Regions from separate parts of the Homo sapiens genome. Here all the other regions are linked to region 3. A link is a loop called in an ENCODE intact Hi-C map of the cell type or tissue named here. Cell type or tissue: chondrocyte. All regions are shown on one strand.

Region 1 (8,000 bases), 570 kb before region 3:
AAGATTTCTAGCCCTAGGAGAGGGCTACCATGATGGGATCCATGACCTTCATTGCGCAATACAGCCACTACCATCCCATGGCCAGGCAGAGGAACTAAAGAATAAGTACCAGAACTTCTCTTTCTGCCAGTTCTTTGTCTGACTCTTCCACCCCCAAATCTATCAGACAAGCAGAAGACAAGGAAAACTGATGGATGCAATCCACAGGAGTCACCCTCCCAGACAGCAAGCAGGGCAGGGACAGGGGGAGATGGATCTGGAGGGGGCAAATAACAGCTCTTCCAAATATCTAGCTTTTGACTTTCTCAAATCTCAAGGAAAACAGCAGATGGCCTTACATACAAATGATAAATTGAAAATGTATCTATATCAGAAAAATAAAAATGGCCAGAGGGTCTGCAGCCACATTCAGAGGACCACTAAGGTTATTCAAAATCACCATGTGAGAAGCCAACACAGCTTGGCTGGCCTCAGGGGTAAGCTGATCTCAGGGAACACTAATGCTTACCCAATGCATAAGAAGGAAATGCTGCAGCCTATTTTACTCTAACCAAGTTATGCGGTTGGAGAAATGTGCTTTAGGGAAAAGATGAAACAGCTCCACCCAACACCGAGAGCAGGTGACACCTGGTAGTCCTTCACATTTGAATTTCCAGCTTAGCGTCTGTTTTTAAATGAATTATGAGCTTGCTCCCACTGAGACCTGTCTGCTATGGAAACAGAGGCATGCTCCCATCTGTGGAAAGGTGATATTTTAAAGACTAGCCTTTCACTAAGCAAATTTCTTAATAGTAGAGCCATTTGACTACTAGGTCAACTTCCCCAGACAGCTGCTCAACTACATCAACAGCATCGAGGAGCAGTGCCTTTAAAAAGCAGAAGCATATTGGATCTGGAACTGCTAATGGATCTTTAAGGAGAGAAATGCAAAGGAATTAAGGCACATCACTCTTTGGCATGTTTGTGGCTGTTTTTGTTTCATTTCCAGCATATAAAAGAGTAGGTTATGATTATCCCAAAGTGACTTTATAATTAATATTGTTCTTAAATAATATATTCATAAAATGTAAGTATGTTTGTATGAATAATGTCAAAAATTCTAGAAATGCAGAAAGCAAGAAATAATTCTAGAAAAAAGGCCTTGGAGAGGAATCTACTGCTCATAAAATTTGAGTAAATTATTTGGTTCATACAAGAGGCTTTTTTTTTTCACATCACTTTTCCCATACTCCAGCACTTAGTATGATATTGTTGCACAATCAAAAAGTTGCTATACAAGTTCAGGTAAAACTAATTTTAAAGAACTCGGTAGCTATATGTTATATCATGGCAGACTTTCTACAGTAACTTTACTGGTTCCCTATAAATAGAATATTAATTGATGATGAAGAAAATAAAGCAGTAACCATACCAGAGTGGGAATGGCAGTATTGTCTTAAACTTCTGTTAATAATTGTTTTATTACAATGAATTACAATGACCATGGAAGGTTCATCTGAATACCAAATTCACTTCTGACTAGAGCTACTGGAGTCAGAAACCATATGAACTCATAATGATGAGATATTTAAAAATCTTTGTGTAAAACATGTAGCCTGGAAAACCATGAGAAGCAATGTTTAACTGTCTTTCTGGTCTGCAAATACATACTCACATACTTAAAAGTGGGAATCTTTAAGAGCTGGGTATAAAGGAATATTTTATAAGCTACTTTTCAATATTTTTGCATTTTTATGTTAAAGGTTACTTTAATACAAGAGTAAAATTCATTTTAAGAAATGGAACTAGGGTAAAGTAGATAAAGCGTAACCAGGAAATTTGTTTTACATCAACAAAGCATAGTGGAGAATTTCATATGTTTTGAAGAGGAGAGTGTATGGTGGGTATTAGAGGAAGAAGTTTGTTTTATTTATTTTATTGAGACACTTGAAAAATTCCTTGCTGTCTAATTCGCCTTACATTGAAGAGCCAGTATGTGGTTACCTAATACACTGTTAAGTGAAATTTGGTAGTCATCCATTTAATTTGATCACAAACCAAAACATTTCAGGAAATATCACATTGGACATGCATTTTCTAGAGTAAAATTTGTATTTTTCAATCAATTGATTTTTGGTTAGTTTCCCCTTAGTAGTCAAATTCTACAATATATTCACTTTACATTGGATAAGATAGAAACAAAACACGTTTCATGGATTTAAAACATTACCCTTCAATGGTTTTTCACACTTTCTGTATATATGTAATATACATAATATATAATCCAGACTTATGCAGAGCAGTTAGCCCCTTCCTAACTCTGCTCTCTTTATTGTCTTAGAGTTAACTCACAGCACTCCCTGAATATTCATGATCAGCTTATGGAACTGAGTGCTCCAGGTTGCTTCCATAGCCCCCTACCTCCATGGCTTTGCGCCAAGATTTCCTCAATTTGAAATGCCCTTCTCTTTTTCTCAGTCATGTAAACTCTTTCTCATCTTGAAGGGTAAGCATATCCTCCTCTGTAAAGCTTTCCTTGTCACACCAGGCAAAAGTGAGTCATTCTTTCCGAGATACCACAACACTTTGTAAACATCACAGCATTATCTAAACTATATTGCAATTATTTGTTGACATGCCCGACTCCACCGCTAAGTTGTGAGCTAGCTTATTCTCATTTATACCTGCCCCACTATTAGCATGGTGGCACACAATAATCTTTAATAATCTTTGTTTAATGAATGAATGATTATATTAATGGCTGAATTTTAGAGTTGGCCTATTGAGAATCAATAGTTTGTTTTATATACACAGGAAACAATAATGAATTCAAAAGTTTATGTATCAGTCATTTGTATTAGGGCAATATTAAGAACAAACAACAGGGACTAGTGCTTTCTTGATCCTGGCATATGTGCCAATTCCTAATCTCTTGCATTTGCATGTGTACAGACATGGCCTTTTTTTTCTAGCTGCCTCTGCTAAACATTAAGTACATTAACAGGCATGGTAGAGGCAGATAAGATTAACAAAGCGGGGAACAGAAGTTCATAGGTTTATTCTGGTAGGAAATACCATAGAAATAATCCAGACCCCACTGCAAACCTCACATTCAGCAGGATAATTGAATCTTCACATTCCTGTTTTAGAATCACATTGAGCCAACACAAAGCTTGATGTACCACTTTCTCTAGGCCAGTAGAGGGCAGCACACACTTCATTAACCAGGGAAGCAAGGTTGTGCTAGTCACACTTCAGCAGCCGGAGCTTGGAATAAGTGTTCTGGCAACAGAGATCCCAGGATTCTACCACTTCAACCAAAAGTCCCCTCGAAAATGCTTATTCTTTTAAAAATTTTGTGTTAACATCATTTTACCGGCTTCCAGCACACTTTTCAAACTGTGATTAGATATTCGCCTTGAGGGACAGTGCAGCAGAGTGGAAAGACCACATAGGCTTTAGGACCAGACAGAATAGGTTTGTACATCTAGAATATACTACTACTAGCTGTGTGCCTTGGTCAAGTTACTTAATCTTTCCAGTCCTCCTTGTTCTTACTTTTAAAACACAGATAATAAGATCTACCTCATGGGTTAATGTAAGATTGAATAAGAACATTTGCATCAGTTTGATGTTTTATTATTGTCTTGCCCCTTGTCTGTTTCTTCCCATGTGGGGCAAACAAACAATATCTACAAATGTCTGTCATGCACATTTTGTCTTGCAACATGTCATGGCAGAACCAAAAAGTGCCTATCCAGAACCATCCTTGAATCAATCTGCCAAGTGAGCCCCATATTTCTGCCTGGAGCTCACACTGGAAGCAGGCAGAGGACCACTCAAGAGGCAGAGGGGAGGATGGGCCTGGCCCCTGTTACAACCTCCCAGAGCCTCTATATGTGTCTAGGGTAGTGGCTGGCAGGCTGGGGAAACATGGGTCAGAGGAGTGGCTGGGGCTTTTCAGAGATCAGGAGGGCTCCTAAAATGGGAAAGAAGATTAATTTATGCAAGGTCCTGTCCTGGGCCAATTTCACATACCCACTACGTGTCAAATCTGGAATTTGAAAGTGTCTTAGTTCCTTCTGGCTTAGATAACAGCCAGATAACAGAGTACTATAAAGTGGGTGGCTTATAAACAATAGAAATTTATTTCTCATGGTTCTAGAGTCTGGGAAGTCCAAGATCAAGGTGCTGACAGATTCAGTGGTTAGTAAGGACCTACTCTTCTGGTTCATAGACAGCCATCTTTTTGCTGGGTCTTCACATAGCAGAGGGGCAAGGGAATTCTCTGAATTTCATTCATGAGGGCTCTGTCCTCATAACCTAAACACTTCTTAAAGGCCCTGCTTCCAAATATCATCACATTGCAGATTAGGTTTCAACATATGAATTTCGGGGGGACACAAACACTCAGTATATAGCAGAAGATGAGCTAAGAATCAAAGGTGTCATAGCCAGAAATAATCCAGGAGCACCAATGAAGTCCGGGAGGCCCAGCAAAGAGTAGTTCTGGGCACAAGGTGTGGAGGGTTTAGACAACTGCAGCAAAGAGAGGCCTTAGCATTGAATCAACAAGCAGAAGCTACTGAGGGCCTTGGGGTTTCTGCAGTTAAGCTGTAAGAAACTAGGCAAAGAAATGGCAGTTTACAGGCCAGGTGTGATGGCTCAAGCCTATAATCCCAACAGCTTGTGAGGTCAAGGGAGGCTGATAACTTGAGCCCAGGAATTTGAGATCACCCTGGAAAACGTGGTGAAACCCCATCTCTACAAACAAACAAAGAAACAAAGAATACAAAAATTAGCCAGGCATAGTGACATGCACCTGTAGTTCCAGCTACTGGGGAGGCTGACGTGGGAGAATCCCTTCAGCCCATGAGGTCAAACCTCCAGTGAGCCAAGACTGCACCACTGCCCTCAAAGCCTGGGTGACAGAATGAGACCCTATTTCAAAAAAAAAAAAAAAAAGAAAGAAAGAAAAAGAAAAAAGAAAGAAAGAAAGAAAAGAAAAAGGAAAAGAAATAGAGAAAGAGCAGTTTATTACTGCACTATTTCTCATAACCTCTTCAATTTAACTTCTTTAGCTTAACAATGGACAATACCTATTACTTTATTTCTTTGAACTTGTTTCTTCATCTGTACAATATGGGCCATAAAACTTCAGGGATATCTTGCGAAGGTGAGATAAGATAGCACTGCTGCAGTTTCGAGGACCTGGTAGGAACTAAAGAGTTAGAATTCTTGCCTTTCACATATACATATGTAAATATACATATTTATATCGCTCACAATGCTTTTTGATGTTGTTTATCTTACTCTATTTTCCACTTTTAAAAAAGAATATTTGATCACTAGATTTAACATAATATTTTATAGATATGAAATCAAATATTAATAAAAGTATACTCTAATTTCTCAATCTTGTATAAGTCTCACAGATTTTATTACTAAAAATGTTTTGGTTTACGTTGTTTTTGAGCTAGAGTCCAACTTTATTTCTAGTGTTTCAATACAGACATGCCTAGAATTGGGAATTTGTCTTTTAATCTGAAAAATTAATATCATATGAATGGATAATTGTAATAATGGATTTTCTAGAATAAGTTCCACTTGGTGAAGATTATTACTTTTAATGTACTGGTGCTGAATCCTGTTCACTGTTATTTTATTTAAGGTTTGTGCATGCATAGTCAAAATTAAGATTGCTTAGGTGTTTCTCTTTTTGTGTGCCATCTTTGTCCAAGTTTGGGATCAATGTGATACTTTACCATGAAATAACAGAGTTTTTCAAGAAAATAGTTCACATACTTATATTGTGAATATGTAAATGGATGGGAGGAAATGATTCTGGGTGAGAGACATTTAGGTAGTGATAGGGAATAGCACAAAATCCATAGACTATTTTACCTACGCAACAAATTCTAGGAGTGATATGAGTAAGTAGCTCATGTAAATGTTACCGGGCAGGTATCCTGCCATGGAGAAAGAAAGGTTGAAACCCACTGGTCCAGTTAATCTGTCAGGTTCATTCCATTCTATTTGTAATAAGAACAAATTCTCAGCTATAAACTCCCCCACCTCTCAGACAGTGCATGACCATCACTAGCATTTATGAGAGTGAGTGAGAGCGAGGCAAACACTGTTCTAATGATCTCTGTGGGATCAGCTGGCAGGTACATGTTGATCAGAGGCCAGGATCAAATAGTGACATTGATTTGGTCACTAAGTTCCTTTTGGTTTTCCAGTCCACCTCATTTAAACCTCTTCTGTTTTTTGGGTGTTTAATTTTCCTTGTGGAGTCACTGCCCTTGATAAAAGTTTAATTACAGGGCTGGGCTCAGTGGCTCACGCCTGTAATCCCAACACTTTAGGAGGCTGAGGCAGGTGGATCACTTGAGGTCAGGAGTTCATGACCAGCCTGACCAACATGGTGAAACTCCGTCTCTACTGAAAATACAGAATTAGCCCGGTGTGGTGGCAGGCGCCTGTAGTCTCAGCTACTTGGGAGGCTGAGGCAGGAGAATTGCTTGAACCGGGGAGGCGGAGGTTGCAGTGAGCCAATATCGTGCCATTGCATTCCAGCCTGGTGACAGAGTGAGTCTCTGTGTCAGAAAAAAACAAAAACAAAAACAAAAACAAAAACCAGTTTAATTACTATTACTGGTTCTTTGTGAACAAAGTATGATGTAAAATGCCATGTGCTGCCCTCTGCAGGTTATTGAAATAAATGGCCACTGTCAGTCATTCTGAGTAGTTTTGTCAGAAATTTTGATGAGCTCCCTATGTTTTGTTTTGCTTTTTATCTTGCTTACATAGTTCTATATGCACAATGTCAGCATTTTGTCCACTCAGTATATGTTTATTGTTCCTAGTAGATACCAAGTACTCAACTAGGTCTAAGGAAATCATTGACAAATAAAAGCAGATAAATTACATTCTAACACTGTATTTTGAAGTTAAATATGTAATGTTTCTAAGATGAAAAATACTATGAAGTAAGACAAGGAGATACAAAATGATGAGGAGTGTTACTTACATGAAGTTGCCATGAAAGACTTCTTTGATAAACTGATATTTGAGGATAGACCTGAAAGAAGTGAAGGAAAAATAATAAGGATATAAGAAAAAAGGTTTCTGAGTAGAGAGAAAAAGTACAAAGGCCCTAAACCACAACATACTTGGCATGTTCTAGATACAGCAAGGGAGCCAGTGTGGTCAGAGCTGAGGGATGGAGGATGATAACAGATGATCATGCTCTGAGAGGCATAGAGAAGCAAGACCATAGAAGGCCTTTGGGCCATGGTAAGAATTTGGGGTTTACTGTCATATGAAAAGGCATTGGGGATTTTGAACAGAGAAATGATATGTTCTCACATATGTTTAAAAGTATCACTCTGGCCCTTATGTGAGAAAAGACCAAAGGGGACAAAGATGGAAGTAGAGAGACAAGATAGCAGGCATTGCAATGGTATAAATGGGATAATAACTTGGCTTCGTTTAGCAAAGTAGCAGCGAGGTGGGTTAAAAGTTGTCTTGTTTGGTATGAGATGTGAGCAAATTAAAAATCAGGAAGACTACACAGCAGGTTGGGCAGGTTAAATTTGAGGCAGAGCTCACACTTAAACATGTCATTGGCCTACTAGACATCCAAGTGAAATATTAAGCAGATAATTGCACAAATATGTCTGGAGTTTGGGAATAAAGTTGAGGCCAGAGTTATAAATATGGGAATCATGAACTTACATAGGGGATTTATTCCGATGGGAATGGATGAAATTAACAAAAAAGTGAGAGTAGGAAGAGAAGACTTGGAGGCTTGAACCCTCAGGCGTTCAAATATTTGGAATCTGGAAGATAAGGTGGAACCAGTAGAGAATGTTGGGAAGGAAAGAGGGGAATCAAAAGAAAACAGTAGTTCAGAATCAAAGTGAAGAAAGTGTTTCAAAAATGGAGACACTGGCTTTGTTGGGCAATGCTAATACAGTACTATGAGAACCAAAATAATTTTGAACTTACAACATAAA
Region 2 (8,000 bases), 230 kb before region 3:
TAAGCTCAACCATTATCCATCAAGTCCTTCCACCTTCCTGGATGCCTCTTATTGTAAAGAACCCTTGCCAACTCTTTGGAGCTTTTTCTTGTGCTTTATTTGGACAATAGTTTTGTTTTATGCTCATTTGAGGAGCCATGTTTTTTCCACCCTGAGACTAATGAGTGACTTCAGTCTCCTTGGCTCCCATTATAGTTCCTCCATTCTTCAAGGTCACTACATGATTTATTCACATATTGCATCTTTCCTAGAGGACTAGTCACGTGAGAAATAAGGTTTGACAATAGAAGAATCAATTTAACATGCAAAAACAGTAAAAGACAGTATCCTTCAAAGGACAAAATAGCAGTTTGTCACACCATTTAATAATTTTGTCTCACCATTAAGAAGTCATAATTACAATAAATTATTGCAACTGCAAGAAAAACAAAATCAACAAGCAAACATATCCTGGAACAAAAGAACAAATGAATAGCTCCATCTCTGACCTGTTTCTCTGGGTTGTGCCATCAGTACATTCTGAGATAGCTAAGTATTGGCTTTTAGTTTGTAGGAGAGATACATACATACATAGCTGAGGTTTCAATCTAAGTAGCACCTTTTTTTTTTTTTTTTTTTTGAGAAGGAGTCTCGCTCTGTCGCCCAGGCTGGAGTGCAGTGGTGCTGTCTTGGCTCACTGCAAGCTCTGCCTCCCGGGTTCACGCCATTCTCCTGCCTCAGCCTCCCGAGCAGCTGGGACTACAGGCACCCGCCACCACGCCCAGCTAATTTTTTGTATTTTTAGTAGAGACGGGGTTTCACCGTGTTAGCCAGGATGGTCTTGATCTCCTGACCTCGTGATCCGCCCGTCTCGGCCTCCTAAAGTGCTGGGATTACAGGTGTGAGCCACCGTACCTGGCCAAGTCCCACCTTTTTTATGATACATATGCCATTTTTCCAAGTTATTGATTTAATATTTAAAACCTAACATTTATACAGCCTTTTCCAGTTTATAAAATACCTTCACATCAATGGTCTCATTTCACATTCTTCAGTTGTGCTAAATGATTTCATAAACTTGATGATACTGGTATTAAGTTCTTGTAAAGAATGTGATTCTGATTAACGAAAGCAATTAGATATATTTGCTTCTATGCCCTGTATATCCAGTTATTAAAGTTTAATGTTGCATGATGACCTAATTTCTGAAAGATTCCTATACATGCAGCCAAAGGGTTTAAGAGGAATGATACTATTAAGAAGGGAAATATTAGAAAGTAGATATAGAATTAGGTGAGCCAGGCTAAAATAGATGGTTCTGCTAACATAGCTGAGTTATTAAATCTGCACTTTTTATGCCAAAGTCCACAAGGAAAATCTCCAGAGTAATAAAGTTTGATCTCTTTAGGATCTATCACTTCCAGGCAATTTAATCGATTTTCAGAATTTCTGTGTTTCCAAGTTTCCTGGATGTACTTGGATATTCTTCCAGAGCTGGCAATTAAGGAAACAAAGTTAACAGGTGCTGAAGCATTCTGGAAACTGGGACCAGAAATCAAGTACAATTCTACTTCCATAAACTTGACTATAAGGGCCAAATAAATTATATAAAACATATTTAATGCTGCTTTTAATAATGGTAAAAAGTTCAAAACCTGGAATGCAGAAAACTTAGATTTTTTATTTTTTATGAGGTAGGATAAACTCTCTTACCCACATAAGTGTGTATACTGGAAGGGCAAAAAGAATATGTATGTTAGAATTACAAAGTTCTTATGGAAGTTCTGTCTGAAGTCTTTTCAAATAATGTTTGAAAAAATATGAGAATAACCTGAAACTTAAAAAGCTTTTTGAGAGTGAAACATTTTCTTTCTTTGTAAATTATAAAAGGCTATAGTGTAACAATTATAGGTAGGTAGATAAACATGAACATGTCTTCCTAATAATAGATAACAATAGCTAACTTGTAATGGTGTGGTTACAATGCTCCAGGTGTCCCCTATTCCACAGACAAGGACACAGAGAGAATGAACAAATTATCTGAAGTTATGCAGCCATTAAAGGGCACAGGTGGGATTTGAACCTAGGGAGAATCATACCAGTCTGTACCTCTGGCCATGTTTAATTTCTTCTCAAGGCACTTGAGGATGTTGCAGTGCTCTGGAAGGCCAAGAGTTAGTATATTAGAAAAACAAATGTTTTTTATCCAAGCTATGCTGCATAAAGAAACAGAAGAAAAGATTCATCTTTCTTAGTGGAGAAGAAAATGAGTTTCTGCTAGCAGACTACATGTTCCCCCAGAGCCCGGAAATGTTACTTTGATTTCCAAAATTGTTCAGCTTACAACTGGAAAATGAAACATGTCGGCCAGAGATGGTAGGTAGGTCTTGTTTTGTGTATGAACGAGATTGTCCATAGTGGCTGTGTGAGTGCGCCTGGCAGCTTTCTAGGCCCTGGAGAGACTGATGAGTAAGAACGCTAGGAATGTGTCAGTCTTGGTGCAAGCAGTCAAGGAACTTAGTGAGTATAATAAACCATTATGTTTTCTAAAAGTTTCCTCTTGTCCTGAGGTCTCCCATTCATCTCCTTCCCCACCACACACCCACACTTCTATGCTTGTGTTTCACAGGGTATTATGGTTCCTTGTAAATTATGTGATTCATTCGTAGAGTTTAGAATGAACTAAATTAAAGATTTAATTTAGGTATATAAATATTTGACTATCTGAACACCCCAAAATGGCGATCCTATGTGGTTCAACTAATACACACGTGGTACTATGCAAAAGAGCCACTCTTTCTTTTATTCACTCAGCCCTCTGTCTTTTCACTCAGTGTCTTCTAGAGATAAGTAAGTGTGAGCTCTGGAGCTAGACAGTTGGGCTTAATAAATCATGGCTCTGCCACTGACTAGCTCAGTGTCAGTGGACAAGCCACATAACTTCTCCTAATAGAGCTTCTCCATCTCAAGAAATCAGGAAAAATAAAAGTGACCTTATATACCTTAATATGTATTTCATAGACTCAGACACTCTGATGCTAGTGCTTTACTGATGTTACCAAAAAGCATCAACGTAAAGTTTTCACACAACTACAGCACCTTGCTGGGGTAACGCTATTAACTGTATGCAGCTTCTTGATCTTAGAATTGTTAAAATGTGGGAAGTAATGATGAGTCTATAAGACGTGATGAAGTAATTACTATAAATATTAAATGAATTAATATGCCAAGTCCACAGCCCAGTATCTATGCACCTGGAAAGAACTCAGTATTAATAAAATCCATCCATGTTGTTGGATGGGTTTCTGTGTAGGGGTTTACACAAGACTGGCCATAGTTTTGGTTCAACGCAGTCTCTGAGGCCATGTTTTCTACAACCACAAAAGAGGTCCACTTTAATTTATATTGTTCACATGAGGCCTGAAGAGATGAGGCTTTGATTTAGTTTTATTTATTCCAAAGGTTGCAGAGTTACTAGTGCAGTGGTATGAAACTAGGTATTCCAGGTGAAAAAACTGTGGGACAAAAGGAAAACATTTCCGTCAGTCTGTGGTGGTTGATGCTTTTTTAGATACCTAAAGATTAAGATGGAGATAAAACAGGAGAAAATGAAACAAAAAAATTATTACAATAGTATCAGCCTCTGAATATAAAAGCGATTTAAAATGAAAATAAAAATATTCTCATTCAATGTTTTGCTGCTGACCACGGATGTTAACAAAATGTCTTTACCATATATAATAAAAAACTATTAGAAAAAAGCAGCAAACTCTAAAATTTCAATATGCAAACTACCTTTCTCACAAAGTAGAAACTAGAAAAATAAGCTGTCACTGATAAATATATATGTATTAACCTACAAGATAAAGGTCAACATTCTTAAACTTGCAGTTTTTTATTCAATGTTCCTTAGTTGCAGAGAAAGATCAAGTAAATTACTGTAGAAGCTGACATCCATTTCATAATTAAGTTAGCCATTAATTCCTGAATTCCTGAATATATGAATACTTTTTTGAATTACTCGAGGTCAGCATGTCCAAAGTTTAAAACCTGATTAAATGAATCTAATATATCAAATATATGTTGGCTTACAGTAACAGAATACCTCAAAGGATGTCTGTCTCCCATCATGTTTCTGATTCACAAACATGTTCTAATCAACAGGCTTCACCTCTTCTCCTCCTTCTGCCTCCTCATCCAAGAGTGGGCACTTAAAATATCAGGTCAGGTGTGGTGGCTCATGTTGCATGTAATCCCAGTGATTTGAGAGGCTGAAGTGGAGGATCACTTCAGGCTAGGAGTTCAAGACCAGCTTTGGCAACATAGTGAGACTTCCTTTCTAAAAAAAAAAAAAAAAAAAAAAGGCCAGGCACACCCTAGTCCCAGCTACTCAGGAGCCTGAGGTATGAGGATGTCTTGAGCCCAAGAAGTTTGAGGCGGCTGCAGTGAGCTATGATCATGCCACCGCACTCCAGATTGGGTGCCACAGCAAGACCCTGTCTAAAAAAACTGTAATTCTCATGTAGGCTTAGTTTTTGCTAAAACAATCATAAAATATATATTCTCAGATTTTAAGTTGTACCTATCGTTAGCATATCCATTTGTTGTACTAGAAATTGAAGGTACTGGAATTGCTTTAAATATACAAATAATCTCTCTCAAACTTGTTTTAGCTGCTGTAGCATCATCTTTTTCCACCCACCCAGTGCTTAATTAGGCTAAGAAGCAGAAAAAATGGTGATGTGTGAGTTCTTACTACAAACCTTACAGAAGTACTGACGATCAATGAAAAAGCAAGACCCGTAAGACTGAATTTGCTGCATGAAAAAAAAGAGAAGTGCTCTTGCTTTCTCCCCTCTGAGTCCTTTCATAATGGGGGTCAATCAACTGATACTTTCCAGGAAGGAAGATTTTTTTTTTTTTTTTTTTTTTTTTTTGCTGTTTGCTTGTTGTTGCTAAGGATATGGTGATAATAACTGTCAGGTAGTTTATATTTGTATGATCTCAAAGTCATCTTGTATGAGTCAAAAAAGTGACAGTTCAGGATCACATGAACTCTAAGGTCTTCCAGTTTTCCTTATGAGTTAGTCTTCCAACTTTTCCTTTGAATATGAAAAATGATACTTTCTCCCCCCAGTAAGGAAAAAACTTTTAAATCAAAACATAAAGCTACAATGCGGTAAACATGAGAGGGAAAAGGAGCCTGGTTGTTGAATGTCTCTTCTTTTTAATACCATCAGGGTCCATTAACACGCTGGTGACCTGGAGATACCCTGAAGAGCTGTGGGAACAACCAGTGAGAGCCTAGTTTATTGAGGTCACAACTCAAAATGCAGGATTGTTATTGGCTTAAAAGGAGGTAAACTGCAAAAATCAAATCATTGTCTGGACTGATGTTTTACCAATCCACTGTTACAGTGTCTGTTTGAAAATGGCATTGAAATGAAAGTTTTAGGACATACATGTTGTTTAAAATGTAGAAGGAAAAATTATTCAAGTTATTAACAATGAAGAGATGGACATGCTACATCAGACTAAAATCACACACATATTTGGCTAAACAAACAAAAAATCAGCAAAAGAAAGCAGGTATGGCTATATTAATATGGAATAATGTGGAATTTAGAACTGAAGGTACTGAAAGTTACTGAGCAAGGACTGGTAAAAGTTACAATCCAAGTTTTAAGCACATATCATCATGGTCTGGAAATACATCCAAAAAGCTCATGGGAAATGTTAATAAATCCCTTTCAAGAACTGATAAACCAAATGGAAGTAAAACATTAGTATCTGAAAAACAAATTAATAGGCTTGGAGAAATGTGTACCCAATAACCAAATGAATAAATATTCTGTATCGATAAATATAAAGCTGGTTCTCTTAATAGAATAATAATATTTGACTACCCTGATGAAGAAAAAAGTAAAAAAGAAAAAAGGGAGAAAGAAAACATAACCTAAGGTATGATACAGATTTTATGAAGATAATACTGTATGGAATTTTCTATTGATACATTTTTTAAAAGCTAGATTCTGCAAGAGACTTTTCAGGAAAATGTAAATTGTGAAACATGTTCAAAAATAAGTGCAATATCAGAATTATACCTATTCCTACTGAAGAAAACCTATCCCCAAAATGATAAAATTGTAGGAGAATTTGAGCATTTTTAATGGAGAGTTCATTGTGATGTATATAATCCAGAGCATAGGAAAAATGGCAATCTTCCTAATTACTTATTGTAGGCTAGCATAAGCCTAAGACTAACGTTGAGCAAAATATTGAAAAAACAAAGTATAAGATAACCACATATAACTTAAAATTCCTGAGTAATATAGCAGCAAATAAAATATATCAACCCATTAAAAGAATAACATTATGACCAAGTAGGTTTATTCCAGGAAAGTTCAATTCAATATTAGAAAATCTAATGGCATTAATGATGTAATTCACTCTTATTAATGGGCTAATACACAATCATCTATGTAGATGAAGAAAGTGTTATAAAATTCAACATGTACATACAAAATTTCAAGGTAAGTGAAGTATAAACTGGTATCTATACTAAATGCTATGCATAATCGTGAAACATACAAAGCCTTCCTATTATAGTCAGGAATAATAAAACAATGCTTGTAATGATCACTGCTACTAATGGTACAGAAAAAAAAAATACTATTCATCTTGGAAAAGGGAAAAAACTGTCATTAATTGCCGTTATGATTGTTTGTCAGGAAAATCCAAGAGAATCGCCAAAAAGCTATTAAAAGTAATACAACAGTAAAATAAGACAGTAACAGGAGAAATAAAAGTTGATAAATCTCCAACAGAGCAGTAAAGTATCACTAGAAAAAATGCTATAAAAAGTAGAGCCCACTCATAATAGCAATGAAAATTATTAGAGTGTAATAAAATGAGATGTTTAGTGAAATTCCATGAAAGTATATACAATGTGAAAAGTGAGAATATTATAGTATTGGATAGAATAGTAAATGAAACTGTTAGCTTTTCACAATTCAATCAAATTTTGAATAAAATTTGTTATGGAACTTCACAAAATAATTCTACAATTTATGCACAAGAGAAAATGCGAAAAAAAGAACGTAAGAAATTTTAAGAGGCTTCTTCAGAACTGATAATTTAGTGTAAAAATTGAGTATTGTACAGGAATTTAAAGGTCAATGGAATAGAAGATCCGGAAACAAACACATGCTTATATGACAACTGTGATGTAAGTATGTGATATAAGTATATGTGATATAAGTATATGTGATATAAGTGTATATGATGTAAGTATATGTGATATAAGTATGTGATGTAAGCATATGTGATATAAGTGTATATGATGTAAGTATATGTGATATAAGTATATGTGATATAAGTATATGTGATGTAAGTATATGTGATATAAGTGTATGTGATATAAGTGTGTATACGGTAAAGAATGCATTCCACATGGTTGGGTTTATATTGAAGTTTTTAACAAGTAGTGTTTGGAAAACAGATATAAGTGATATAACTTTGATATAAGTGTGTATACGGTAAAGAATGCATTCCACATGGTTGGGTTTATATTGAAGTTTTTAACAAGCGGTGTTTGGAAAACAGATATAAGTGATATAACTTTGATATAAGTGTGTATACGGTAAAGAATGCATTCCACATGGTTGGGTTTATACTGAAGTTTTTAACAAGCGGTGTTTGGAAAACAGATATAAGTGATATAACTTTGATATAAGTGTGTATACGGTAAAGAATGCATTCCACATGGTTGGGTTTATATTGAAGTTTTTAACAAGTGGTGTTTGGAAAACAGATATAAGTGATATAAGTGTATGTGATATAAGTGTGTATATGGCAAAGAATGCATTCCACATGGTTGGGTTTAGACTGAAGTTTTTAACAAGTAGTGTTTGGAAAACAGACCTTTATCTAGAAATGTTTTAGAAAGTTAGATTTCTGCATCACACAAAATCATTTCTAGGTGGATTAAAGAGATAAATGCAAAATAATGGGAACAATAC
Region 3 (8,000 bases):
TACCATCATGAAAATAATCTGCTCCAGAAAGATTTTAGTCTCTACATGTAAAAAGCAAGAAATATCTAAAAAGTATTTCCTTGTAAAATCTCAGTCTGAACTTTTAGAAGGTTAGGGCAGACTTTGATGAAAGTATAAAAGTCAGAAAGTACCTATGGTTTAATATATAGTGTTTTAAAAACAAGTGAGGATACATAAAATACTGTTTTTCAAATTACACCTAGTATGTTTGTAACCTTTCACCTATTAGTAATGACCGCATGCCTCAAGTTAAGAAAAGCAAAGAAATATACATAACTGTGTCTAGTAAGTAAACTCTGAACACCAAGTTAACTCTTCTTATTTTCACAAGAACTTATGTTTCAAAAGCACATGAAAATCAAATAAATACTGAGAATAAACACGATTTACACTTAAAATCACTGCTGAATCCTTGCCACATTCTAGAACAAAGCTGCTTCTTTTTATGTATACTTCATATGTTGAATATTAATTTCTTTAAAATCTGTACCTAATAGGTGAAAAACACATAAGGTTTATCCATCGTTTTTCCAAGGTCCTCACGCAGGGTTGAAACCAGGATCTGTTAAGTCTTAGAAATGAATTTCTATGAACATTAAAATACTGTCCTAGATGCCCCATAACCCATACAAACGTATTTAAATTAGAACAATGGGGTTATGCAATTAAGATGTGAACTAGAAAAACAACACAGGTTTCTAATATATTAATTAACTAGGTCAATGGTAAAAGCAACATTGATTTTTTTTCTTAACAATAAACCTATGTAAAGATTTGAAAGTCACTTGTATTATTTAAAAGGAAAGCTAGTTATAACTTTGTGATATAATATTTTATACTTTTATCAGGTAAGCTGAATGCTCAAATTCGGATTTTTTAATATAAAAAAGGCTAACATCTTAAAATAAGACTAAAGAAAATCTTGATGTTGAACATCATAACATGCAAGATTGACTAGAATTATGTAAATCTACATAACAAGACTAACTAAACTAGTAATTTCTCTAAGTAAAATAAGGTACACAGACACTTCAGTTAACAATTCAAGGCACAGAGTCCTTTGAATATTCAATTATATTTAGCTTGTAAAAAAACAAGGGTGCTCCGTATCTGCACTAATAACCTACATATTCTCTTTTCTAAAACTATCGGCTGCTTAGTCTGGAATTTAAAAAAAAAAGAAAAAAAAAACCTAGACTGTTAATAGCAGCTGACTGCAGGACAGCCACTTTCACCTTGCAGATAGAGCTTTGTTGTTCGGGCGTGTAAAGCAGACCATTAGCACAAAGTCATTTCTAATCTCAGTTGTACAATCCACATGGTGCACTTAACCCTAAAACTCATGTTGCGTAAACTGCTCTGCTTCCACTCCTAATGACCTTTCAAATCATTCAATGTTACTGCTTGACTTGTACTCATGAATTAGAGGACTGCCAAATAACTTGATGAGAAAGTTATAATTTCTCCTTTCCTGAAGGTTTAAAAAAGTCAACATTGGTATAGAAGAAACTGAGAAAGAACATACAATGGAAAAGCACATTATTTAATGCTTATAAACGATATTTTTAGAAACACTTAAGAAAAAACTGACAGAAAATTCACACCTGACTTCAAGGCAGATGACTAAAACAGAAAATGAGAGTGCTCCACTTGTAACACACATAGATTTCCCACAGTATTCATGACCAACAAATGTCTCTTCGTGTCCTAACTTCGCTGCACAGTATTCAATTAAAACTCACTTTTAGATGAAAAAGTTTGTGAAAATAACCATCTGCTGCTGGATTCACACTGAGGATTTACTGTCTGTAAATAAGACGACCCAATGCTGTCCAAAAATTAGTGTTTTTAAAGTAAGATTTGTAAAAAATGTATCACATCTCCTTTGTTAAAAAAAAATCCTAATACACAGGAGTCTTTAAGTTTGTCTTGCCTTCCATTTAACTTCAAATACTTTAGAAGCAGGACTTTTTTCCTTCTTCCTCCTTCAGCCTAACCTCTTTAATAAACCCCATTTTTAAAGAAGAAACAATAAATGAAGTGACAGGAGGTCAAAGAATGAGGAGTGTGCGCTGGGAGAATAAAGGGCGGTTTTATAACAGGAGGTACTTTTGTTAGCAAGTGACTGGCAGGTCTCCTCCCCCAAGTTAGAAGGAATTCCATCCACTCTCCAAAACTGCAAAGGCCAAAAATGTCTAGTCTAATAGTTCTGAAATCCCCGAGTCAGGAGAGAGCCGAGTGGCGGATGGCGAGTGGGGGAAGGGAGAAAGACCGGTAGGAGACTAAAGAACAAAAGAAGAAATCCAAGAAAGGGAAAAGGAACGCTGGGACCCTGGCCTGGGAGGCAGGGGTGGGGAGAGACAAAGTGAGAGAGCACGACCCGGGAGGAGAGCGTGGAGCCGGGCAGGGACAGGCGTGCCGCACCATGGCGCACCATGGACAGGGCTCCGCGCGGCGGCGGCCCACGACCGTCTAGGGGTTGCGGGAGAAAGCGCGAGAGACTGCGGAGGCCAGCCCCGTCCAGCCCCTGCCCCCGCCCCAGCAGCACTCACCCCCCGGCGGGCCGGAGCGCGCCAGGCCCTGACCCGTGAAGACCACGGAGCGGGGTAATCCACACCACCTGTCTCCACCCCCGGAGCAGGCACTTCCGAGCTGCGTCCGCACTTTTCGGGGCTGCCAGCTGGCAGTAGAGCACCTCTCCCCTTGCCCCGAGGGCGACAGGCAGGGGGACCCTCCGTGGATTTTCCTGCCCCGCGGCGAGGGTGGGCACGCCCCTTTCCCGCAACCTTCGAGGGACCCCACGGCAGGCGGAGACCGACTTGGGACCAGGGCACTGCACCCGCCCAGCTAGAGGGTCCCGGCCGAGGCTGTGTGAAGTGGCCTCCAGGCCTGGGCTGGCTGGTCGGGAGGAGCCTGGGGGCATCCTCGGGTTGGAGGCGGCGGAAAGTTGGGCTGCCCCCGGGCTGGGAACCCGCAGCGTGCAGTGGCGAGGGAACCTGCGCCCGGACTGGAGCAGGTGCTTCCTGCCGCGGAGGAGCCTCTTAGTAGAGATTAAATGAAAAGGCTCGCTGGCTCTCTCCCGAGGGTATGAAAAGTACGGAAGGCTCCAGGCAAAGGCGCCCCCGGGGCGCATATAGGGCACAGGCAGCCGGACAGAGAAAGGAGCAGCCGCGTAACGGAACTTCTCGCCCGGGGGAGATACTAGGCGTGAGAGGCCAGACTCGTTCTACAGGCAGGCGCTGACCGGCAGAGACTCCTCCGGGCAAGAGGGCCAGATTTTCTTTCCAGGTGGGACGAACACAGAATATTGTGAGGGCAAGAGAAGAAGAAAAGGAGGCAACTCCAGACTGGGATAAAGACAATAGGACAGTAGAGCCCTTGAGCACCGGGAGGCGCACGGGTGCAGGGTGGGGTAAGGTGGAGGCAAGTCCCGTAACTAAGACACCAGAGTGAGAATTCCTACTGTAAACTCGCGACCCATCCCTGCAGAAATAAACAAAAAAATTGGAGCAAAGTACTATGCGAGGGGCGAAAGGCACAGAAAACTGCAAAACCTGGGAGTTATCCTGCCTCACCCTCCTGCTGCCTGGGGACACCCCCCGCGAGCTTGCTCGGCCCCGAAGAAGGAGCAGAGGGGACCCGCAATCCAGCCCCTAGAGCCCCGCCAGGAAAGGCGCGAGAGACCTACTGGCCCCGGCAACCCTGCCCCGGCGCCCGGACGGAGCCCGATGCCTGCGCAGCTACCGGCCGCGCGGCGCGGCGCGGCGCGGCGTGGCACCTCCCTTCCCGGGTGCGCAGCCCGGCCCCGCAGCGGCGCGGGGAACAAAGGGACCCGGCGCCGCCCGCCCCACCCCGCCCGTGGCCCGGCCCGCGGGGACCGCCGCGTACCTGAAGCAGGGCCGCCAGCAGCGGCAGCAGGGTCCGCAGCGCTCCCGCTATCCGGCACATGGAGGCGGAGAGGGGCCGAGCGAAGAGCCGGAGGAGGCGGCGGCGGCGGCGGCGGCGGCGGAGGAGGAGGAGGCAGCGGCAGCACCAACAGCGGCGCGGAGAAACGGCTCCAGGCAGTTTCCACCCCCTTCCCTTCCCCTCCCCTCCCCACCCCCTTCTTCGCTGCTCTCCGCTCCCCGCCAATGGAGAGCGAGCTGATGACAAATAGCGGGCCGCGGAGTCCGCGGGACTCGCACCAGGAGTAATAAAACAGACCCAGAGATCAAGGAGCTGGGGAGGGGGCGGGGGAACAGGGAGGGAGAGCGTGTGAGCGTCTGCGAGTGTGTGGAGGCGGCTGCTGTGGCAGCGCAGGCGGCTCGGCTCCGGCCCGGAGCGCAGCGGAAGCCGCGAGGGATGCAGCGGCGGGGACCTTGGCCGGTGGAGGATGTGGAGGTGGAAGTGGAGCGGATGGCGCTCCCCAAGAGCTCCGCCACGCGAGGTTTCGGGCTCGTGGTTTTGCTTCCTCCGGGTCCCCGCTCCAGGGCCGCTCGGCGCGACGAAGACGCCGGGGACAGCGCCGCGGGGAGGGCGCTCCGGGTCGTGCGTGCTGCACCCACAAAGAGCAGCAGTCCCGCCACTCCGCGCCTCCGCTGCGTGGGGGCCGAGGGGCGCTTCTCGGCTCCTCTTTCCGGTCCCCCGGCGAGTTGGAGACTGTTCTCCGGCCTCGGCCGCAAGGGGGTGAGGCGAGGGGCCGGCGCGGTCTCTCCCGCCGCGGCTCCGTCCCGCGCAGCTGCTGCCGCAGCCGCCCCTGCTGCCCGCGCACCGGCACCCGCCCGCCGGTCCTCGCCCTGCGCCGCTCACTCGCGCGCGCCGCCCTCCGTCGCCGACCGCGCACCCCGCTCGGCCTCCGCTGCGCGACCTGGGCGAGCCGCCGCCGCTCTCCCCGCGCTCGCCCCACGCGCTGCCTGGCTGCGCGGCCCGCTCCCCTCTCCTATTCCTCCCGCCGCCGCCGCCGCCCTCGCCCCCGCCTCCCTCCTCCGCCGAGCCTCCCCGCCCGCGTCGTGGCCAATCGGAGGCCACCAAGCTGCGGCTGTAGCCGGCCGGATCCGCGGCAGCCGCCCGCCCCCGCCCCGCCGAAGCGCCCCGTATTTTGCTGCAGCCCGCGGGGGGTCGCCGGAGGGAAGCCTAGAGTGCGCCGAGCACCGCCCCGGCAGGTGGAGGGGCTGCGGGAAATAAAATAACTTGGGCAGGAACTTGATTGGTAGCAGGTTCATCTTTGGTCCGCGGTAGGGAATCTAATGGAGATGAAGAATGGTGGGGAAGGGGGGGCGGTGTCTCCTTGGGAGCCTAACGTACGCTTCTTTATTTTGTCATTCTTTGGAGATGGGTAATCTTTCCTGGCAGGGGCAGACACAGCAAACTAAGGACGCAGGCCAAGCTCATCCTAGCTATTGTTGTCTGAGGCGCTCGCCGGGAGCCACCTGCGGGCGGGGGAGGGCGGAGGCCGCGGCTCCTCTCTGGAGCTCGCACCTTCAGCTCCCACCCTTGAGGATGTACTGGAACAGCCCAAGTTTTTGTGTTCTTGTTTTGTTTTCTTTTGTCCCCTCTGGGAGTTTGAGAGTGCATGTTTGTTATTTTATTTGAAATCTCCCGTTTTCTATTTCTATTACTACCTGTTAGTGGTACTGTTCACATTTGGGGCCAACAGTTTCAGGGTACTTTTACCCTCTCCTACCACCCCTAACAACAATTTTTAAAAAAGAGAGAAACTAAAAGCCGGAACTTGAGAAAATAGGATTATATAAAAGATAAAATGACTGATACAGAATTCTCACCACGTAAAGGATTTCTGCTGGCTTCCTTTAAGGCATGAACTTCAAGTGCAACACAGTGAGAGACTTTACAAGTTTGAGTCACAAGCATTTGTGGAATGGAGCGGGGGATGGGGAGCAGTTTTTGTTTTTTCTAATTCTGGTGAGGTAATAAATTTTCCGGAACCTTTTTTAAGAAAGGTTTACAAGTAAATAGAAATATCCGTTTTATGTAAGCTTTTCAACACTTGGGAGATCGGTGAACTTCATTGCAGTTAATGAATATTTTCTGCCTTTATTGCTTGCTTTTCTGCTTTGGGTGACTGAAATATTAACTTTATTTGAGTTTCAAGATACCGATCATTTAAGAATCTGATGATGAACCTTTAAAAACCAGCTACTAATTTCTTGACATAACTGATACAGCTTTTAATAATGTACTGTTGCTGGCTAGGCTTTTAAAAATTTAATATTCATAGGGAGGCTTATTCAATTTTAATTAAAACATAATATTGTAAGTTTTTTATGAAACAAAATTTTTCCTGGATTTTCTTTCTTTTCAAAAGAATAAGAAAGGTTATGTTAATTAAATTTAAAAGATGAGATGAAACACTTAATATAGTAATCAGAAGTGCTTGTTCTTACCCTTTCTCTTCTTTTTTTGCTAGATATTATTGTCACACTATTGCTAGTCCGCCTAAAAGTTATCTTTGCAATAGAGTATTTATAAATTATGCTTTCTGGGAGTCATGCAAAATAATAGTAAAAATTCAGTTGAGATATGGGGATATGTTTGTTGTATTCCAGAGTGAGATGTAGAGATCTCATCTCCATGGCTAAGATTTAAGCTTCGACCCTCGTCGTGGGGTTTCGACTGTATCCTCATCACTCCTAGCAGTACCCATTGATGTTTATTGCCATTCTGATTAATTTAAAGGTGGAACAAATTTCAACATGAATAACTCTATTTCTTGTTAGTAGTATTTACTTGAAGCTTTAAACATGTCCTTTATAAATTAAGCACTTATGATTTCAAAATCTCCTTTGGAATGGCTGTCAGTCAAGGAATTCTCTGATTCCAACAGTTTTTGATCCTTTAAGTAAGCACTTGCAGCATGTTTTAAAAGTCCAATTTGCATGCCTCTCACTCTTCAGTGGTTGTGAATTGTTTTAGCATCTTGCCTCACTTTAAGTTGATCACCTGGTCAGCCAAATCTTGCTAATAATAAATAATAGGCCTCTGATTACAAGAAGGAATAGTCTAGTCTAAAATCATGCTGTTGGAGACTTTGTGCATCCATTTGATGTTAATGAAAGTAGATCTGGTGTTGACTATGATATCCAAACACAGCTTTACCTCAGTAATACCATACCTAAGATTAGCTAACGGGGCCATTCACTGTCCTGGGCAACTGATGACCAAACTCGCAGATTTTTAGCCCCTGCTCAAAGCATTACTTGTCTGAAGACTGGTTTTCCATCAGCCTGTAGAACTCCAGGGATGTAGGGGATTGTCAGTGACCCAGAGAAACAACCAGGTGTTATTAGGGGTTGGATGGATGGAGACAAGAAAAAAATATAGAATAATATAAAACATGACTGCATTCACACATCAAAAATCAACCTAATCCTTCATTTCTGACCTATGGAGTGATGCCTGTTGACTATAAGAGGTCTGCAAACCGTTATGGAAACCTGATTAAATGATGTGCTCTGAACACATGGCCCGTTTTTATATATATGTAGAGGTCACGATGATTCATTTCTAAGCATTCATTTTTATATATGTGTAGTTTTTATATGTGTGTAGAGATCATGATTTGTTTCTAAGCATTCATTTCGAAAATCGTAATAATTTTTGTTCTGGTGTGTTTTGTCAGGCAGGAGATGCTAAATGTACAAATTCACCATGTGGGTGTTTGTGTACAAGGGTTCTTGCTTTGGACATAAATGCTCAGCAGTAGTAGTCTAATCTAGAGCCTCCTCTCCCCCACCTCCCCTTCCCTACCCCCTATAGATACACACCGCAAAGACAGGCCCTACACTTGTCTTTGTCTCTGACACCTAGCGCAGTGTCCTTCCCAATGTTGAATGAAGACCCCCTTCTCCACTCTTCCTCCTCTCCCCATCTTCAGAGCAAACTAGGATTGTCCCTCTCCCTTAGAAAGTACCCCTCAAATTACATTTTCTCCATAATTAGCTTTAGTGTACATTAAAGCTGACTTTCCCTGGGTAATATCC
Region 4 (8,000 bases), 490 kb before region 3:
CTATCCCAGTGCTAGTGACTTTAGTCTTTGTTTCAGTCTGTTTAACCGCTTTCCTGCTGCTTTTACAAATGTAACCTCTAGATTCACAGTTATGGTTTGACAAAAAAGGAATAGACGGTGCCAAACAACAAAATGGAACAAAAAATAAATGTATGTGAAATCATGTTCCGCTATGCTATCCATCATCCAAGAAAATAAAAAGTAAACAAAAGTAAAACCTAATCATAAGTATAGTTGCATGCATGTTCCTTGTATATAATTTGTAAATGAATAAAATCATACCTTCTAAAGGTTAAGATGTCTCGTATTGATGTGCCAATAGTCATACTACATATTTTCAACATGGATTACAATTTAAATACATAGTTAAAATCGAAACACATTTCCTGCCTACGATACATATTGGAAATCTACTTACTTGTAATATCCTTTTTTTTCAATTTCAGGGAATTTTTAATACCATCTTCAGAACCTACACAATGCATTCAAAGCTATTTCACAAATATTTATTGGGTGACAACCATCTGCAAGGCATTGTGCTCAGCATCCTTTTGAAAGGATTTTTGAAAGCTATTATTCTTTTGAATGTGCTCATTTGAGGCAAATATTTTTCTCCATGGATGGTGGGTTTTACTGAAGAAAATGGTCAAAAGTTATTCAAAGTCAGTTCTGATGAATGACATGGGTATGATCCATCGAGCAAGATGACATCCTTAATGGTCAAAATTATGGGTGACTATAAATTTACGAGGCCGATTTTCTTGTGTGGTTCATTAACTAGATTTGAAGAAAATTCCACAAGAGGAGTTCCAGTACATTTTGAGTGATGGAAGTTATGGTGAGGTGTGTGGTGCAAAAGTAACCATTTTGATGGATGGCACTCTTGCATATATCAGTCCTGGCATGTTTTTAAAACACACTCAATGCTTATGGTCACACATTATATATAGTGCCTAAAAAATACTGGACACTAAAAATGTCCACCCATATTCATAGGCAGGATAATGTAATTTTCTAGTGACTGTGCTTTCACCCCTGACAAAGATAGAAAACAACTAATGGCACATGTGACTTGTCCTTTTCAAAGGAGCTGGAGCTTGAGTGTTATCTATTCCAACAAAGGAATTGAGCTACAGGAAAACATCCCAACTTACTAATGCCTTGACAATGCTTGGCTTATAGAAACTTCTCTAGGTAGCATTACTTGTAGAAGTAGTCACAGAACGATCCTGGCTCTTATCGTTTGTTTAAAGATCAAAGCTAGTTTAATAGAGCTTTAAAGTAGTGATCCCCAACCTTTTTGGCACCAGGGACCAGTTTTGTGAAAGATGATTTTCCATGGACCAGGGGGTGTGTGGTGGGGTGGTTTTGGGATAAAACTGTTCCACCTCAGATCATTAAACGTTAGTTAGAATCTCTTAAGGAGCATGCAACCTAGATCCCTCACATGCTCAGTTCACAACAGGGCTCATCCTCCTCTGAGGAGCTAATGCTGCTGCTGATCTGTCAGGAGGTGGAGCTCAGGTGGTAATGCTCACTCACCCTCACTCACCTAGTGCTGTGCCACCCAGTTCCTAACAAGCCACAGACTGGTACTGGTCTGCAGGCCTGGGGGTTGGGGACCCCCACTTTAAAGGATTAAATCATAGTCAAGTGTTATTTGTTGACTACTTACTGGATTCTAAATCTTCCCCAAATTCTTTGAACTATACTCAATCTAAAAGCTTCTCTTTTACAACCTAAGCCAAGAATTGTAGATAAGATGTATTAGTTTCCTAGGGCTGCAGTAACAAATTGCCTTAAACTAAGTATCCTAAAATAATAGTAGTTTATTGTCTTAGATTTCTGGAGTTCCAATGTCTGAAATCAAAGTTTCAGCTAGCTTGGGTCCTTCTGGAGGCTGAAGAAGAATATGTTCTATGACTCCCCTCTAGCTTACGGCAGTTGCTGGCCATCTTTGGCATTCCCTTTCTCAGATGCATCATTTCAATGTCTGCTTTCATCCTCAGATGGCTTTCTCCCCTCTATGGGTTTTTCTGTGTCTAAATTTTCTTCTTCTTATAAAGACACAAGTCATTAGAATAGGGTTCACCCTAATCGAGTATGACCTCATTCTAACTTGATTCTATCTTCAAAGACCCTATTTCCAGATAAGGGCATATTCAGAGGTTCCAGGTGGCTTTGTGCTTTGGAAAGAAAGATACTATTCAACCCAGTACAATAGGTGTACTAGAAAATTGAATATATAAGTATACAGCTCATTTGTGTAACCAATACCCTAATCAAAAATCAGAACATCACTAGTCCTCTAGAAGCCCACCTCACACCCTCCTCTAGTAACTAAATGTCCAAAGATAGCTATTGTTCTGATCACCAACAGCAAAGACCGCTGTTGCCTGTTTTTAAAGTTTATGTAATTGAAAGCATACATTATGTACTCTTTTGTGCCTGGCTTCTTTCACTGAACATTTTTTTGTATGAAATTTATCCATATTTTTGCATCTAGTCATAGATTATTGATATCCAATGCTATATAGTATTTATTATATTACTATACCACAATGTATCTATCCGTGTTACTATAGATAGATACTTGGTAATTTCCAGTTTGGGGTTACTACAGAGTGCTCCTATAAACATTATAGTAAATTTCTTTTGATGATCATATGTATACGTTTCTATTGTGTGTGTAATTAGATTGAGTGGAACCTTGGGGTGGAATTGCTGGTCATAGGATATGTTTATGTTCAGCATTAGCAAACTGGGTCAAATAGTTATTCTAAATGATTGTACTTATTTACACTGCAGTGTTTGAGAGCAGGGGTTGTTCCACATCTTTCCAACAACTTGATACTTTTCACTGTTTTTTCTTTGTTTTTTCCCTCTTCCATTCATTCCCACCCCCTCCTACACAAGCATACCTCAGAAAAGTCATACTGTAGCTAAAAGCCAAAACAGCCTATTAAATTTCTTTACTTTTCAGTCTTTCATAAGGCTACATCTCTAGAAGGGGAGGATTCAGGGTACAGACCAAATGCCTTGGCCAAAATGTCTTGGCTAGAGGCAATGAGACAGAAAATTTCGGTCACAAAGAAAATGACTTGCCCAGAAGTAAAGGAGAGTGGGAATACCCACATCAATCTAGACAGATTTCTCTAGGAAGGGTAATGCGGTGGGATGCCCAGAAGCTTCTCCAGGGAGATGACAAGACCCGATAGAGGAAATAAATTTTGGAAGTTGGTGCCTCAGGCAGACTTGAAGAAATAGTTCTAGTACTCCCAACAGCAAAGAGCCAATGAATAGCTATGTTAACCAGTACAATGAACATTTCAGATAAACCTGTGTGGGCAGTTAACAAAAAGACAAGATGGGGCCCTTTACCAAGCTCATCTCCACACATCCTGAGGCCACCACAGAAAGATAAAGGAACCCCAAGAAAGACTGAGATTAAAGAATTCAGCCAAAACAGTAGGATTGGGGGCCTGAAGTAAAAATTGAATGATTCTTTCCTGCCATTCCATAAAGGTAGGAAACTTGACTCTCAATTTCTTTGCCTACCTAAACTTTGAGCAGAGGAACTCATACACAGATATTTAATAATTACTTATTGAATAATGAATGATAACTAGCAGTAAGATCCAAAAATGCTTTAAGCTTAATCATGGGAAAACCTATTATTACAAGTTAACATTTCATCTCTGAGTATTGGGGATAAAGGTAACAGAGAAAGGGTCACAGTTACTCACATAATTGACATCAGCTCCGTAGATCGGGGAACTAAACCTGGGATGCTTCACTTATTTCTCAGACTCTGATGCTATTAAAGGTCTTTAGATGCTTTGTTTCATTCTCTGTGATAGCTGTACTGGGGTGATGACATTTCATCTTGAATGTCTAGAGGCTTGTTAGCAGAGACCGTGTCACCACCAGGGATCACAGCATTTTTGTGCTCAGTCCTTAGGGCACTGATCTTGGCTGTACAGCTGGACTCAGCAGCAGACGCCACATGGTCTAACATGACAAGCAGCTGGATCTCCAGCCAACAGGCCGTTATTTTCCTAAAATGAATGGCAGTTTGCAGAGCAGAGAGGGTGTTGCCTTTTTCCTCCATATGTGAAAACAGCTCAACTTTAGCAATCACAGAGATTTGAAGAGATCAGAAGAGAAAATGGTAGTTTATTTTTGCAACATATAACTAATGTGTCTGTTTAGAGCAGGTGGAAACGAGCATCCCAATCTGCCTAATTTAGCTCTACAAAATTGATCTGAGGTTGGATTGAGTTTAATGCAAACATAGAGATAAAAAAGAAGGCAAAACATCTAAGTATATAAGTAAACGTTTACATTTAAAGTGTTGTATATAAGTTGTCTATAAACATAATTATCAGTATACCATGCCTTTCACTTTCCCAAAAATCTCTCTTTGTTGCAAGTCAGTCCTCTGTCACTGAAAGCTGTACATCAGGAAATGAGCAATAGAATAACTGCAGACTTTAGACCCACATTTTCTCTGAGACTTGAAACTATCAAGAAACTGGCAATTTTGTTTCTTGCAGAAGTAGATGCCTGCCTTGCAATTTGAGCAGTGCTATTGGCAGTTATAGGGACATCTCCTTTATTTCCTGATGAAAGTAAAATGTCAGCCAGTCAAAAAGGATTTTTTTTTTCCATTTTTTATTGGGCAGTGGCTTATGGCACTTTTGGCCACCAGGGGGAGAAATGCATAGCATGCTTTATGTCTGAGTGAATCTTTTGAAACATTGTTTTCAAAAAGTATTCACGCTCTTCACTTCTTGTGACAGCTGAATGAGCAAATATGTTGGAAGGATTGTTTCTCAAGTAAAATACTCTACATTTTGGAGTTCATTTATTCAAAGCCATTCAAATTTGGTGAAAGGGTCAAGAAGACATGCAAATAGCACATGAAATGCTTGCATTATAGTTATAGACATGGAAAATTATTTGCAGTTTTGAGTCTTTTGAGGTACAATTATCAAAGGATATTTAGAATGTCAAACAATAAATGGGAGTAAAACAGTTGTAATTCTGACCAAGGCTGGACAACCTCTGTGTACAATAGAATACTGGATTTCGCTAAGTAGCCCTTCTGTTTCTCTATTGAAAAGAAGATAGAAGAAACAAATAATAGAGGCCCTCCATTAGTAAAAGTTTCTACTTGATTTTATGGGGTTGGGTCTAGTGAGAGATATAATGCTTTTGGAGGCTGAATAAAAGGATCTCCAGCCATAGTTACATTTGGGATTTTGCATCCTTTTAAACAGAATATATTTTAAGATAAGTTAAGCAGAATAATAAAAGATCTTATCTGGTTACCAGTGCATTGAAACTATTCCAATTGGAACCATATAGACAAGGACAATGCATCACTTTAGAAAGCACATAGAATCTGACAGAATTAAAAATAAATATAGTTAAATTTGGGAAAGAGTAGTGTAACAGAAAAAACATCATCGACTGGATCACTAAAACCAAATTCTGGATCTTTGAAAAGACTACAAAATTGTTAAAAAGAAAAACTTAAGTCTCATCAATAAGAGAAAACAAAATATATCAATAGTATTACCAATAATATCCTTTAACTGCACATAAAGAGGGGATTTACCGTATTAAAAATATATAAAACATATATAACAATACATTTGAAAACCATACCAAAACTGACTCAAAAATTTTGTAAACCTAAGAAAACATTTTACGTAGATAGGCAAAGCCTGACAAGGTATACTTCTAAGAAAGAATGAATCCAAATGATTTTGCGGATTTTTCAAAACCATTAAGGAAAAGCCATGTTCTGAATTAGAGAACAGAAAAAGAGGGAGGGCTTCTCAGTTGATTTTAAAACCTAGCATTGTCTGTGTCCTAAAATAAACTAATGAGAAGGACAAAAAATATATAGTATATGAACACTGATGCAAACACACGTGCACACACACACACTATTTTTAAATAGAACAAAGGGATATATTTTAAAATAAACAAAGGGATATATAAAGAGCTTAATGTAAGCTCTTAAAAATTAAGAATGGAAAAAAAACTTTTTAACCTGATAAATAGTAGTTACCAGAAACCTATAAAAACATCATTTTTATCATTTTCAATGTTAAAATGATTAAATGAGATACATTTTAATGTATCTTATTAAAAACATCAGACACAAGATATTTTGGCAACCATTACTAATATTCAGTAATTTTAGTGAAGTAAAGATGCTTGCCAAAGCAATAACACAAGAAAAAGTAATGTGGAAAACTATATAGAAGATAAAAGCTATGCTAATTTAGATGCTAAGAATTCCTACTTAAATACACATGGCAAGAAACAAGATCAACATAGAAAAGCAAGCTTTTTATAGCACAATAATTAGACAATTCAGTTCAAAGAATAAAAACAAGGACCCCATTCAGGGAAAAATAAAACCATAAAGCATCCAGAAAATAACCTAACAAATGCCAACCTACTTGATGACTATTTTAAAAGTTTACTACAGAACAAAGTAATAAAGATAATAAGGTATTTGTAGCCAATACTACCAAACAGTTTTCCAAAGTGGTGGTATAAATTTAGACTCCCTCCATTCCAGTAATATATGAGAGGGCCAGTTTCTCTCCTGTACTTAATATTGCCTTCATGGTTTTAATTTTCATGTCTTTAATGAGAGATTGAAACGTTTTTCAACTTTCATGGAACTGACTTTTCTACATGGTATAAGATAGGACTCAATATTTTCTACCAAACATATATTTTTATGGTTCAGAACCATTTATTTAATAGACCATCTTTTCTCAACTACATTGCAGTGTCTCCTTTCCTATAAATAGTTCACCACACATGTGAGTCTGTTTTTGGACTCTATTCTGTTTTACTAATCTACTTGTTTATCTTTGAATGAATTTCAGTTTGTTTTAATTGTAATACCTTTATAGTAGGTCTCCAGATTTAGTAGTGTAAGTCTACCAACTTTATTCTTCTTAAAGACTGTCCTTACTCATTTGGACTTTTTTAGTTTTTATATATTTTTTAAAATTAGATTGTCCATTTCAAAAAAGCATGCTTTTTGTAATCTAACTGGGGTTACATTTGATTTAATAATAAATTCAAAGAAAATTAATATATTTAATACATTGAGTCTTACAATATATTTATTTTGTTCCTGATTTCTCTAGGTAATGTTTCATAGATTTCTGTCTACAGGCATTTATAAAAATATATTCTATTGATTTATTCCTAGTTATTTAATACTTTTATGCTATTTTAAATAATATGTTTTTCTATTTTATTTTTAGTTGTTTCTTGCTTTGTACAGAAATACTATTGACCTTGCATCTAATGGCCTTGCTAAATTGACTTATTGGTCCTAATAGTTTATTGGTAGAATATTTTGGGTTTTATACATAACAATTATGAGTTTTAAGTCTTCCTATCCAATTCTCATACTATTTATTTTTATTTATTTATTTATTTATTTATTTATTTATTTATTTATTTTATCTGCTTTATGCAATGACAAATCTCCAAAATAATGTTGAATTGAAGTGGTTATATTGGCAATCTTGTTCTGTTTTTGAGTTCAAGAGGAAAGCTTTCAGTATTTCATTATTACGTTTGATAATGAAATATCAAATGCCATTGAGAATTTTCATGGGTATTCTTTAGAATTTTCATGGGTATTCTTTATCAGATTAGAAAAGTTCTATTTATTTACTGGTTACTTTCCAAGAGTTTTAATCATAAGCAAATATAACATTTTATTAAATGCCTTTTCTGAATTGAATTAATCATCTGATTTTTCTTCTTTATTCAGTTAACGGAGCATTACAGTAATTGATTTTCAAATATTAAGCCAAACTTTTGTTACTAGGGCTAACCCATCTTCATTGTTATTATCATTTTTATACATACCAGATTCAATTGATTTACTAATCTTTTCCTTGGAATTTTTGTGTCTATGTTTATAAGAAAAATTGCCATGTAATTTTTGT

The links. A loop is a pair of places that touch in the nucleus more often than their neighbours do. Peaks named below come from ENCODE experiments on the same cell type or tissue, not always from the same donor. Only the 100,000 strongest peaks of a DNase experiment are listed, where the experiment ranks them.
Region 1: a loop joins it to region 3, with 5 times the contacts of the local background. A loop is called at or near these places in 20 of 110 quality-filtered maps.
Region 2: a loop joins it to region 3, with 2.3 times the contacts of the local background. A loop is called at or near these places in 2 of 110 quality-filtered maps.
Region 4: a loop joins it to region 3, with 3 times the contacts of the local background. A loop is called at or near these places in 12 of 110 quality-filtered maps.

Annotation. Positions count from the first base shown.
Region 1 is chr18:27,602,239-27,610,238 of GRCh38, forward strand. No RefSeq gene overlaps it. Among named protein-coding and RNA genes, the nearest start is that of CDH2-AS1, 320 kb to the right of the region's middle. RefSeq lists an enhancer at 3,027-3,321. In chondrocyte, CTCF peaks have their summits at 3,184 (motif pointing right), 6,696 (motif pointing left) and 6,899; no DNase peak of the experiment used is centred here.
Region 2 is chr18:27,940,435-27,948,434 of GRCh38, forward strand. The region is part of intron 1 of CDH2-AS1 (CDH2 antisense RNA 1); the gene reads left to right. It also overlaps a transcript of CDH2 not described here. Among named protein-coding and RNA genes, the nearest start is that of CDH2-AS1, 23 kb to the left of the region's middle. In chondrocyte, no CTCF peak of the experiment used is centred here; no DNase peak of the experiment used is centred here.
Region 3 is chr18:28,173,054-28,181,053 of GRCh38, forward strand. CDH2 (cadherin 2) reads right to left here and starts at 4,077. Exons shown (of 16, transcript NM_001792.5): 1 at 3,910-4,077. The coding sequence starts at 3,969. In chondrocyte, CTCF peaks have their summits at 2,491, 3,218, 4,558, 5,431 (motif pointing left) and 1 weaker place; DNase peaks (open chromatin) are centred at 2,878, 2,948, 4,073, 4,339 and 3 weaker places.
Region 4 is chr18:27,681,305-27,689,304 of GRCh38, forward strand. No RefSeq gene overlaps it. Among named protein-coding and RNA genes, the nearest start is that of CDH2-AS1, 240 kb to the right of the region's middle. In chondrocyte, CTCF peaks have their summits at 4,701 (motif pointing right) and 4,916; no DNase peak of the experiment used is centred here.